Regions from separate parts of the Mus musculus genome. Here region 2 is linked to region 1. Evidence: chromatin contacts called from ENCODE Hi-C or POLR2A ChIA-PET data. All regions are on one chromosome and are shown on one strand. The core of a region is the stretch at or near the end of the contact, and the rest is flanking DNA. Distances in the headings are between cores, read along the strand shown. Region 1 overlaps Magi1 (membrane associated guanylate kinase, WW and PDZ domain containing 1). Region 2 holds the start of Magi1 (membrane associated guanylate kinase, WW and PDZ domain containing 1).

Region 1 (5,448 bases), core at 1,253-3,752:
AGGCCTAATAGGTTAGTCTTAGTCTGGTGTCTCAGTTTCTAAATATACATGCTTTATTAAAAGAGTGAGTGGATTTTATCGTTTGTTGTTACTTCCACAAATGTTTATAGCAAGCCTGCGGTGACAGTTATCTCTCCATGAAGGGCTGCGTGACATATCATCATGCTGAACGTACTCATCGGCATGGAGTATTTCTACTTTCACCCATGTGCACGTTGGTTGGGGAACTCTGCGTATGTTATTCTGGAGGCTAGCCTTGGAATTGACATCACACGGAGTCATCTCAGCATACCCAAAGCAGGCCAGGGAAGTACAGTCCTCCCATGGACCCTAGAGTAAGAAGAGGGAAAGAATAGTTTCCAAAATTAATAGAACCTACCACACTACTGCTGTGTCTTCTGGGTCCAGATTTACAGTGAACAAGGTGGATGGCATCTTTGTTGTGTGGAAGTTCTGCCGTGGAGGAGGAAAAGGTCAGAACATGAAAGAAAATCACCGAGCAATATAATTTCAGGTAGCAGCCAGGGTGCTATGATAGAGTACAACTCAGTGAAAATGTTATATGTACCTTTTCTCTTTTGTATGGCGTTCTGTGCGGCTGAACTGCATCTCTCTGTAGTGTGACCTTATTCTAGCATGACAACTCTTGGCCACCATGGATTTTGGTGTGTGGATAAGTTAGTGCAGATTTTAAGTGGTCTGAATTTTATGTGGAGTCCTTCAGTGTAAGGTAGGTAAGGTCACAGTGCTTGAGTCAGGGATTGTGTCCATACACCCAGTTTTAAGTACTTCCTACAATAGAAAGGGTTCTCCATGCAGGCCCTGTGATGTGATCTGCAGTTGGGGTTGGGAGAAAAAGTGTGTGTGTGTGTGCATATGTATATACATACATACTATACCTGCCTCTGCTAAGCAAGTTGTGGCTTCCAACTTGCCTAAAAAGGACCTTTCCTTTTCAGCTCTGAGAAAATTGACAGTGGACCACACCAGTCAGGTGTGTAGAGATGATGTCATTTGTCGCCGTGCTCAGCAATAGCAAGCTCTGCTTGTTAAACCGAGCACATACCAGTCATTGGATGGCTTACCCTGATTGGGGGCCAGTACCATTACAGCTGTTCCCTGCAGCTGCAAGGTATCTTCACCTCGCAGAGAGTTCCTGGTGCAGCCCCAGGGATGTGGCTGTTCGTTACAGATGGGAGGAAGGAGCAGGGCCAGTGGAACTACAAGTCCAGCTTCGTGTTGTGTTCTTCAGGCTGTCAGACTGGACGAGTGCTTGGAAGCAGGGGCTATTTTTTTTTCTCTCTTAGTTTTTCATTTATAGTTATCACTAAATATATTCCAATGATGGAAAATTACAGCTTCTTACTTGCCACTTGGCAGCTGTGCCTGTATCTCCTTTTTAGTTTTTGGTGTATATTTTAAATTCAGTTAGGCTTCAGTGGGGTAGAATTATGAGACTTTAAAAAAGATGAAGTGTCACACTGTTAATTTAGGGTTAGGTGCAGTATAAAAAGACAAGCTATAATCGGAGTGGCAGTCATTGAGAGTTTCCTGTGTCCCTTTCTTTGGTAAAGTGCTGGACACATGTGATGGCATGTGTTTCCGATATTCCTAGATACTTTATGGTAGTTACTTGGCTGTTATAATTATCCCCATATTAGAGGTAGGGAGACTGGAGGTCAGAGTTCAGTGGTTTCTTAAGTTTTTCTAGCTTTTGAGTGGTGGGGTCTAGATTCTAGTCTTCATTTGTATGGGGCAGGGCTGGAATTCTTAGAATTTTAATTACTTTTTTTTTTTTTTTTGAAGGGGAAAATATCCTGTATAATCGGTGCACAGACATTTGACTGCACGTGCCTTTTCCCCGAATGCCTAGAAAACAGACTTAGGTAGACGCTGAATATTCTAGAAATGGATGCCTGAGTAAGACAAGCAGGCATCAAAGTGCTGGGGTTATCTGTGCGTGCTCGGTACAAGAGATAAGTCCGTGAGGTGGTTAAACTTGTGGGCTTAAGGGATGTAACTTCTCATTCTGTCACCTTCAAAAACTTGACGATGGTTTGAATTCACTGTTTGAGACCTAGTGATACAGTTTGGATTTGACCCTCTTAAAAAAATTCCTTACTGGGCTGGTGACGTGGCTTAGCTGGCCACATAAGTTAGACGACCTGAGTTCAATCCCTGGAGCTCATGTCTGGAGGAAAGAACCAGTTTCTTCAGGAAGGTTCAAGAATGTTGTCCTCTGGACCTTTACAGGCTCTCTGTGTTACATGTGTGTGTGTCCTGGAATCTGAGTGGGGTCAGTGTGGATGGCCGCTGCTCGTGAGTCATTGTGGTGACTGACTACTGCAAGGTCCCATGGGGAATCGGATCCAGCTCTAGGCTGGACTGCATTTGTTCTAACGTTGTTGCTATCTTAGCACCTTTCTGGAAATGTGTTGGTTGATGTCTGTCTACACCAGGGAGAAGCCAAGGCAGCGTGAGTCATCAGAGGCTCACAGTTGCCTCTGTGTTTGTTCAGGGCCTGTGTAGTCTGTGTGAGAGTTGAGGACTGGGGTAGACAATCTCCTTGGTTCCCGGAAGCTTGTATGTTGGTGGAGGAACATGCTGAGGTCCCTGTACCTCCCATGCTTAGCACTTGACCTGGCAACTCTTGGTTTCCTTCTTCGTCAAGAGAAATGGCAGTTTTACATCTTCTCTATGCAAGGGACTGGTCTTTGTAGAAAACAAAGGTAAACTGAACAGATCCAGTCACTGAGGTGGATGTAATGATTGAAATTGTTTGTTGGCTCATTCTTTTATGTGTGCAAGTTATGCTAGGCTTTTTGCTTAGATTTCTCCCACGAGTTCAGCATCCGCTGTTTGTGCACTTATAGATCCCTCTATTGAACATTGCAGGGCTGTGACTGCTTTACAGAGGTCTGTGACTTCAGCTAAGGAGTTTTTGCTATCCTCTTGCTGTGTGCCATTCTAGTGGGGGACCCCAGGCATGAGTGTGAAAGAGAGCTTGGGAGATGGCTCAGTGGATAAAAGTGCTTTGTTGCGGGAAGGCCTGAGTTTGACTCCCACACACCTGTGTGAAAAGCTTGGAAGGCAGTAAATCTGTAATTCCTGCCCTGGAGGTCAGAGGCAAGTGGATCCTCTCTGGCCGGCTGGCGGCCAGCCAGCCTAGCTGTAAAGGCTTTCAATTCAGTGAAAGCCCATCTCAAGGCAGTAGAGAGTGATAGAGGAACACACCTGAAGCCCTCTGGCCTCCGAGTGTGTGGAGTGTGTGTGTGATGTGTGTGTCTACATTTACCACACAGTCATGTGTGCACTCCTCTGAGCTGGGAACCCAGATTAGGTTAAGATCATAATGGATCAGGATCTGTTTCATTCCAAGGTGTTGGCTCTTATTGGCTGCCTGGCTGGTTTACCTGATGTTTCCTTGCTGTGCGCATGTGCAAGTGATACCTGGACCACAGAGGATTCTTACCTCATGGAGTGAGACCTCTCATCTAGCATAGCAGTTTTCACACACCTAACTAACTCATAGGTTGTTATAAGGAAGTTTCCTACAGTCAAGTGGGGATATTTTGCACATCTTTGATCCCAGCACTTGAGAGAGGGGGGCACGAGGAATGAAAGTCCTAGGCTACACAGTGAGTTCAAGGTCAGCTAACTAAAAAGAAATAATTTAATTCAATTTAAAAAATTGTCTCTGAAGGCTGCCTAGACTGCAGTGCTGAACACGTTTTTGCTTCTGTCAGCGAACCCCAAAACAGTTGGTACCCCATAGTCATTCTCTGAAGATTGAGATAATGGGTGATGTCTATTCTGATGTGGATGAGTCTTGTTCACCAGGGAGGGCTTGCTGGTCCTTTGGATCATCTGCAGGTCTCTGTAGTGTAGTGTTTCTCAACCAGTGGGTCATGACCCCATGGGGGGGGGGTTCGATGACCAAATGTCCTGTGTGTCAGATATTTGTGTTATGAATCACAACAGTGACAAATTACAGTTATGAAGTAACAACGAAAATCATGTTAGGCTTTGGGGTAGCCACAACACAAACTGTATTAAAAGGTTGCTGTATTAGGAAGGTTGAGAACCACTGCTGTCGTGACTCCCAGGGCTATGTGCTGCTGGGTAAGTGAGGCAGAACTGTCATTTTAAAGGGTTGGGGGAAACTGGCACCATTTATGTTGCCAGGAAAGCTGTGAGGAGCAAGCAAATTAATAATATGTCATTTAGACTCCATGAAGCCTGTTGGCAGCCTTTCTTGATTACATGAGATGTTTGTTAAATAATTCAGTTCCTTGTCTAGAAATAAACTTCAGTAATACCTAGCTTCTTGGGAAGAGGAGGGAGTTTAAGAGGCTTTGGTGAGGTCTGTGTGCTTCCTCTGTTCTCCTTGGTGGATCTGGAGTAGGGTTTGGCTCTTCGACAGAAGCTGCAGCAGCCTTAGATACCGATTTCCAGGTCCCCTACCAGCCTTGCTAAATGAGAATCTGTGTTTTAACAGGATCCTCCAGGGAGGGCAGGAGGGAAGTTTTGATTGGAAAGTTTTGGTGTTGAAAAGGGAGACAGTGATAGAAATCAGGTGAAAAGTGTTTTTTAAGCTCCACTACAGAGCAGTTCCTCCTCCTCCTGCCCACCCCACTCCCATCAATCCCCAGAACGGGCCTAAAAACCATCCTTGTTTACAAGGATGCTTTGAACTCCTGATCTCCTGCTTCTGCCTCCCAAGCACCAAGATTACAAATGTGGTGAGAAATCAAGCCTAGGGCTTTGCGTGCTAGGTAAACACTGGACAACTGAATTACACCCCAGACGAACTCATTGTGTGTGTTCTTGCTGCCCACTTTGCTAGTTTTCTTCCATTTACACTGCATTTGGTCCACTCTATCACAGACAGCGAGGGATAGTACTCTGCCAGGACCCGAGAGAAGAGAATAAATACATGGACTTTATTTATGGAATGAATGTCTTTGTCAGGACATTGTTGAGGTAGCTTCCTTAGCTGCCCAGCTGTCTGAGTTAGTCAGGAGTGCTGACACTGACTGTCTTAGTGAATGCTAGTCTGTATGAGGCAACTCCTGGGAACCAGTTTACCTAACCCTGCTACAGTTTCTTGAGGTTAACTAACCCCTGATCAAACCCCAACACTCTCTGATACCTACCCTCTTCTAGGCTGCCATCTAAGCAAGGAAGATATTTACATCATAACTTATATTTGACCTTTGAGAGTTTGATATGTAGTAGTGGTTGTAAGTATTTGAACTCCCCTGCTGTAGGAGCAGGTCAGAATATAGTCTGTCATGACTAGCTTGCCCAGTGGTTCCTCACTTATCTGTGAGCACTGTGTCACGAGTTCATGCTAGTCAGTTACTCTGTGCTTGGAGCAGGCTGGCTGGGACTTAGCAAGGCAGGAATGGCATTGACCAGTGAAGCTTGAGACATGTTGGAGCTGGC
Region 2 (5,448 bases), core at 2,177-4,676, 43 kb before region 1:
AGACTGTCTCAAAACAAAGCCTTTAGACTAAAATCTCCAAACACAATCAACAGCAAACAAAACAAAACAAAAAAAACCACCCTCCATGGCTTTAATCCCAGCATATGCGAGCCAGAGGCTGGTGGAATTATAGACGTTTGAGGCCAGCATCATTTATAAAATACGTTTTAGGCTATCCAGAGCTAAATAGTGAGATTCTATCTCAAAAACCAAACCAACCCAATCCCCACCCAAACACAATAGAAGAAGGGAACTGGTCTAAATTCCAATCCTCTCTACCTTTTCAGTAGCACTGGGAGGAATTATGGAAGTCTGGCTGTGTAGATTCCTTGGCATGCTCCAGCTGAGGGTACGAGTGAAGTCAGGAAGCGAGGGACACCAGTTCTATGTGGGTAAGGGAATTATTGGCAAATAGGTCTTACTAGAAAATGAAGTGATAAGAAGAAACACAAGGTCAAGACTACCAGTGACTATAAATGTGTCTCAAACATTTTAAAATGTACATTTTTGCAGAGAGGCCTTTGCACATACATGAGGACTCCTGAAGTATTAGGAGTCAGGTACTCGTGACTGGGAGTATGCCAGGAATCCAAATGCCTTCCTGTAGTGCATACTCCAGAGAAGCATGTCATATGTTTACCCTCCCAATGGGACCGTGACAAAAAATACATAGGGATCAAGATGCTAAATCTGAGGTCTTTAGTGTTGTATAGCAACACAACTTAATGGAATCCTTAGTGGTACATGATCCAGCAGTAAGAGGGGAAGCAAGAGTGAGGGTTTGAGGTCTTCTTGGGCTGCAGAATGAGTCAGACCTAGTCTCAAAGACAGAAAAATAGGCATTCAATCTATCACACAAGTGAAGGATAGTTATATGAATATGGACCAACACAAAATAGTAAAAAAAAAAAGTGAGATTTATTCATCTGGAAGGATTTGACATTACAGAAGAGATTTCACTTTACAGTTAAGAGACTGGATTTATTAAGAGCCCTTGAACTGGGCTGGAGAGATGGCTCAGTAGTTAAGAGTGCCAACTGCTCTTCTGAAGGTCGAAAGTTCAAATCCCAGCAACCACATGGTGGCTCACAACCATCCCTAATGAGATCTGATGCCCTATTCTGGGGTGTCTGAAGACAGCTACAGTGTACTTACATATAATAAATAAATAAATAAATCTTTAAAAAAAAAAGAGCCCTTGAACTTGTAAAATGCTACAAAATTTGAAGACATGGGACTTTGAAAATCTATTTTATATTGCTGTATCAATATTATAATGGCATCTTGGGTACAAAGGCAGGGAAGGTTACAGTTTAACAGTAATGGTTGACAAAGAGTGGTGGGTTCTGCTAGTGAAGTTTTTGTCAACCTGAGGAAAACCTAGACACAGCTGGAGAAAGAGCATGGTAGCGGACCTGGGGAGTAGCTATGCCTATAGGGCATTCTCTTGATTGCTGGCTGTTGCAGGAGGACCCAGGCCACTGTGGTGGGTGCCATCCTTGGGCATGTGGACCTAGGATGTAGAAGAAAGGCAGCTGAGCAATCCAGGAGAAGCAAACCAGTAAGGTGCATTCCTGAGCTCTAAGTTCAAATAGACCCTTTTTGACTAAGTCGGTTTTGGTTAGTGTTTTATTATAGCAACAAAAAGCAAATTAAAACATCCTAGAGATGCTGATGGCTAGATCTCTGTTAGGGTTTGGCAGTTAGGTTTGAAGGGACTGCTCATTTGACCTCAGTAAAACCAAAACCAACAAAACCAAAAAGCAGCCCCCCTCCCCCAACACCACTATCACCACTTGGGGGAAAACACAACCAACCAATCCCCCAAAAACAAAACCAAAAAAAAAAAAAACAACAACAAAACACCAGAGACATGAAATTCCTTTCACCTTTTCAAATAATCAGGAGCAAGACGGTTTTTTGTGTGTAGCCAGTCTTAGGGAGCCCAGGCCATCCTCTCCTAGACTTTGCCTTGAATTCTTGGTCCCCATGCCTCAGCCTCACAAGTACCAGGATTACAGATGTAAAACGCCAGGCCCTCATTCTTATTAACTTAGAATAGCTCTCTAGAAACAGGGCTTGAAGAGCTTAAATGTATGCTTATGTTCTAGAGAGGGGATTACAACCCCAACCACTAAGGACTCTGACACCCCCCCCCCCCCCAGTTATCAGACTGTGAAATTTTATATGCCACCATAAATTATTTACTTTGCAAGTTTCCAGTGCCTATGTATTATTTCTAACAACTCTGTGTGTGAGGTGGGGTGGGGTGGGGGTGGGGGTGGAGGAGGGGGTGGGGGTGGGGGTGGGAGTGATTGTATTCCTCCAGCCTTGGCAAGTGGAAGGTCTTCACTTAATGTTGTACTTAAGATGCCTGCGGAATCTGAACTTCAGACCTATCCTCTCGACCCACCTCAGTGACATCCTCATCTCTCTGAGTGGCTCCAACTCAGCTCCTTTTATCTAGTAGATTCTCAAGTCCGTGACCAAAGAGGAACTCATTGGAAACCACTGAAAAATAAACAAAACCGCTAGGGCCACCACTGCACTGGCTTCTTGGCGGTGGGGGCTGTTCTTTCTGTCCCGGCCTCACCAGTGCCCCGATTACTGGACCCCGCCTCTGGGCGGCGAATTCCGAGGTGGCCGGCTCGCCCACGCTTGTGCAGGACCCGCACCCTGCGGTGATCTTTACTCCCCAAAGCAGTGCTTAGGTTTCTCGGCTCTCCTAGAAGCCAAAGGGGGCTGGCCACCGCCGCCCCCTTTGCTGGAAGGACAATGAGAGGCCAGCGAGAAGTCTTAGGTAAAAAGGCCACGCTAGCTTTGGCTTTTCTCGCTCGCTGGCAGTTTTTTCCTTGTCCTAAAAAGTTGGCCCCAAAGTTTAACGATGGGAGCGTATGTGTAGGTGCGTTTGGTGGGCGCGGACAGGGATGCAGAGGGTGTGTGGGTCTTGTTGATTCGGGTCCTCAGGGTCACAGAGACAAGAGCCAGGCTCCGCATGTGGACTTGAACCCCTGGGCGGGGAGCAGGCGCGGAAATGTGGCGGAAGGCGCGTGAGCGATGGCGTGGCCAGGCACTAGCGGAGGACGAGGAGGGACCCGGGTAGGCAGCAAGAGTGTGAGCCCCGCGCTGAATTGGTCTCCCAGCCCCCACCTGTTTGAAACGATTTGCAAACACCAAAGCCAAATTCTCTGTGTTCCAAAAGTTCGAGAGCTGGAGTCGGGCAAGCACACGTGTTCCCCCAAAAGGCTCTGGCTGAGCCGACCACACTGCAAGAGGAGGAATTCTAGGGGTGCAGGGAGAGGAGCAAGTTGGCGTCAATGAAGGGTCGGCCCTAGGACCCCGCGGGAGGCGCGTTGGAATCTCTCCCTTCCAGGAGGAGGGGTGGGGCGGGCCTGCCCGCGGGCGGCCGCCGGGCGCATGCGCGCGCGTCTCCTCTCCAGCCGGCCGCTGCGCTCCGCCGCGCGGAGTAGAATGAACTGTAACAAAACAAGCCGAGCCTTTGTATCTGCTTAAAGGGGCCGCGGCCACTTCCCTCGCGTCCCCTCACCCCCGCCCCGCGCCGTCGCGTCTCCAGGGCTCCCGGCAACTAGCTTGGAAAGGGCTTCCCTCGCGCTGAGGAGCGGCCGGCCGGCGCGGAGCAGGCGCGGCGTGTGTGGAGAGAGCCGCGGAGCGGAGAGCGGGCCCGGGCGGCGCCGGAGTGGACTCTGGTCCCGGGAGCGCGGTCGGCGCCGGAACGCGGACCCGGAGGCACCGGAATGCAAACAAAGCTCGCGGGCGCCCGTGCAGGGCTCTTCACGGAGCCCGGAAAGTTTGTTTTATGATGGCTTGAGAGCGCGAGAGAGTCGGGCGAGGAGGCTCGAGTAGCTCGCTCCCGCGCTCCGAGAGATGCTTCTCCCGTGAGCCCGCCGCTCCGGGGGCTCGTGCTGTGGGGGCACCTGTCTCTCGTTTTAGCAGTTTTCTTTTCTTTTTCTTTTTTTCTTTAATTTGAATTTTGTTTTCGAGGAGGGGCTGTAACTCATCATGTCGAAAGTGATCCAGAAGAAGAACCACTGGACTGGCCGCGTTCACGAGTGCACCGTGAAGCGGGGACCCCAGGGCGAGCTGGGGGTGACGGTCCTGGGGGGCGCGGAGCATGGGGAGTTTCCGTACGTGGGGGCGGTGGCGGCGGCCGAGGCGGCGGGGCTTCCCGGCGGTGGCGAGGGGCCGAAGCTGGCCGAAGGTGAGCTGCTGCTGGAGGTGCAGGGGGTCCGGGTGTCCGGCTTGCCCCGCTATGACGTGCTGGGAGTCATCGACAGCTGCAAGGAGGCCGTCACCTTCAAAGCCGTCAGACAAGGTAAGACGGGGCGTGCCTTTGGGGGGCGCACCCCGAAAAAGAGGGGAGGCCTGAGGGGGCGCCGTTTGCTCCGAGTGCTGTGAGCCAAAGTTGAGGCCCGGACCAGATGCACTCAAAGTTGTGAGGTTGTGGGCTGTGCGCCCACCTGCGTGGCGGGCTGGGGCCGGGGTTGCGCCGGGAAGCGGGGAGATGCTTCCCAGGTCTGGTTTGCCAACTTCTAGGTCGTAGCCACCTAGTGCTGCGCAGCCTCGCCTTCACCTTAAGGCAGATGGGGAACTGAGGGAGGCTAAGGTGGACGCTTCCCCCAGCCCCTTACGGGATGGATGAGCTCACGGAGCTGGTGGCTTGCCACTGCCTGTTTCCCTGAACTGGAGAGTGGGTCGTGGAAGGAGAGGGTCTATTTATGGTTGATTGGAATTCTTCCATCACAGAATTTGCCTTCATCCTGCAACCCCTCCAGGTGGGGCTGGGTTATAACCCACTGGAGTCCTTAATCCAGCCTCCTGCAGAGCCCGCAATCACCCCACAGCGGGGTGACGTCTGTGTCTCCTCCTTGTGGAGACCTACGGTGGGGGAAGGGGTGATTAGCGCTTGGCGCGAATCTAGTCCAAGTTTACCCAGCCACCTCCTCCTCTTGCACCGTCGTCCTTATTGATGATGGTTGTTGAGAGTTACAATTCATTGTTAGCGTGTTATGTGAGAGGCTGTCTGTAAAGTGGTTTAATTGCATTATCTCATTCTGATTCACATCAATGCTATAAGAACGACTCGGTTTTTGTAAGTCCTATATTACAATAAGTAAGCCGGGTCTGACCTTAGGTAAATGACTTGCCCAAGGTCACACAACTACCAAAAGTGTATGGGTCTTTTTTTGTTAAACCTTGAGCAAGGAGGAGGAGGGCTTGAGGGGACGACTTTCGGGACCTGAGTTTTGGGGTGGGGGTGGGGAAGCAAATCCTCCCCTAGAAGTCTGTAGGATAAGGATGGCTTTCTGTAGGGTAAGGATGGCCGTGGGAGAGTACTCCCTCGCAGTTTGGTCTGAGCAATGGTCTGATCCTGTAGCTAGCCACCGGAGCATAGCTGCAGTCCTTAGAGGCATCCCTCCTGCACCCAAG

The links. Hi-C counts contacts between places; a loop is a spot of excess contacts on that map. ChIA-PET counts read pairs that join two places held with the same protein, here RNA polymerase II (POLR2A).
Region 2: a map of heart shows a loop between it and region 1 (2.2-fold over the local background). The contact joins the promoter of Magi1 here to the enhancer-like site in region 1. A Hi-C loop is called at or near these places in 3 of 37 maps with a recorded cell type or tissue (all heart). POLR2A ChIA-PET finds 5 or more read pairs at or near these places in 3 of 5 experiments (Patski and embryonic stem cell).

The regions. Positions count from the first base shown.
Region 1 is chr6:94,238,410-94,243,857 of GRCm38, reverse strand. The region is part of intron 1 of Magi1 (membrane associated guanylate kinase, WW and PDZ domain containing 1); the gene reads left to right. Among named protein-coding and RNA genes, the nearest start is that of 4930511A08Rik, 3.7 kb to the right of the region's middle. Within about 2 kb of position 2,502, at least 1 of the 3 ENCODE cell types and tissues checked has a DNase peak (open chromatin) inside an H3K27ac peak, as active enhancers do; it is heart, where a contact is called at or near this core.
Region 2 is chr6:94,281,895-94,287,342 of GRCm38, reverse strand. Magi1 (membrane associated guanylate kinase, WW and PDZ domain containing 1) reads left to right here and starts at 3,426. Exons shown (of 24, transcript NM_001029850.4): 1 at 3,426-4,333. The coding sequence starts at 4,021. It overlaps Gm31661 (a long non-coding RNA gene), which reads right to left and starts at 3,422. Exons shown (of 5, transcript XR_377886.4): 1 at 2,414-3,422; 2 at 280-421.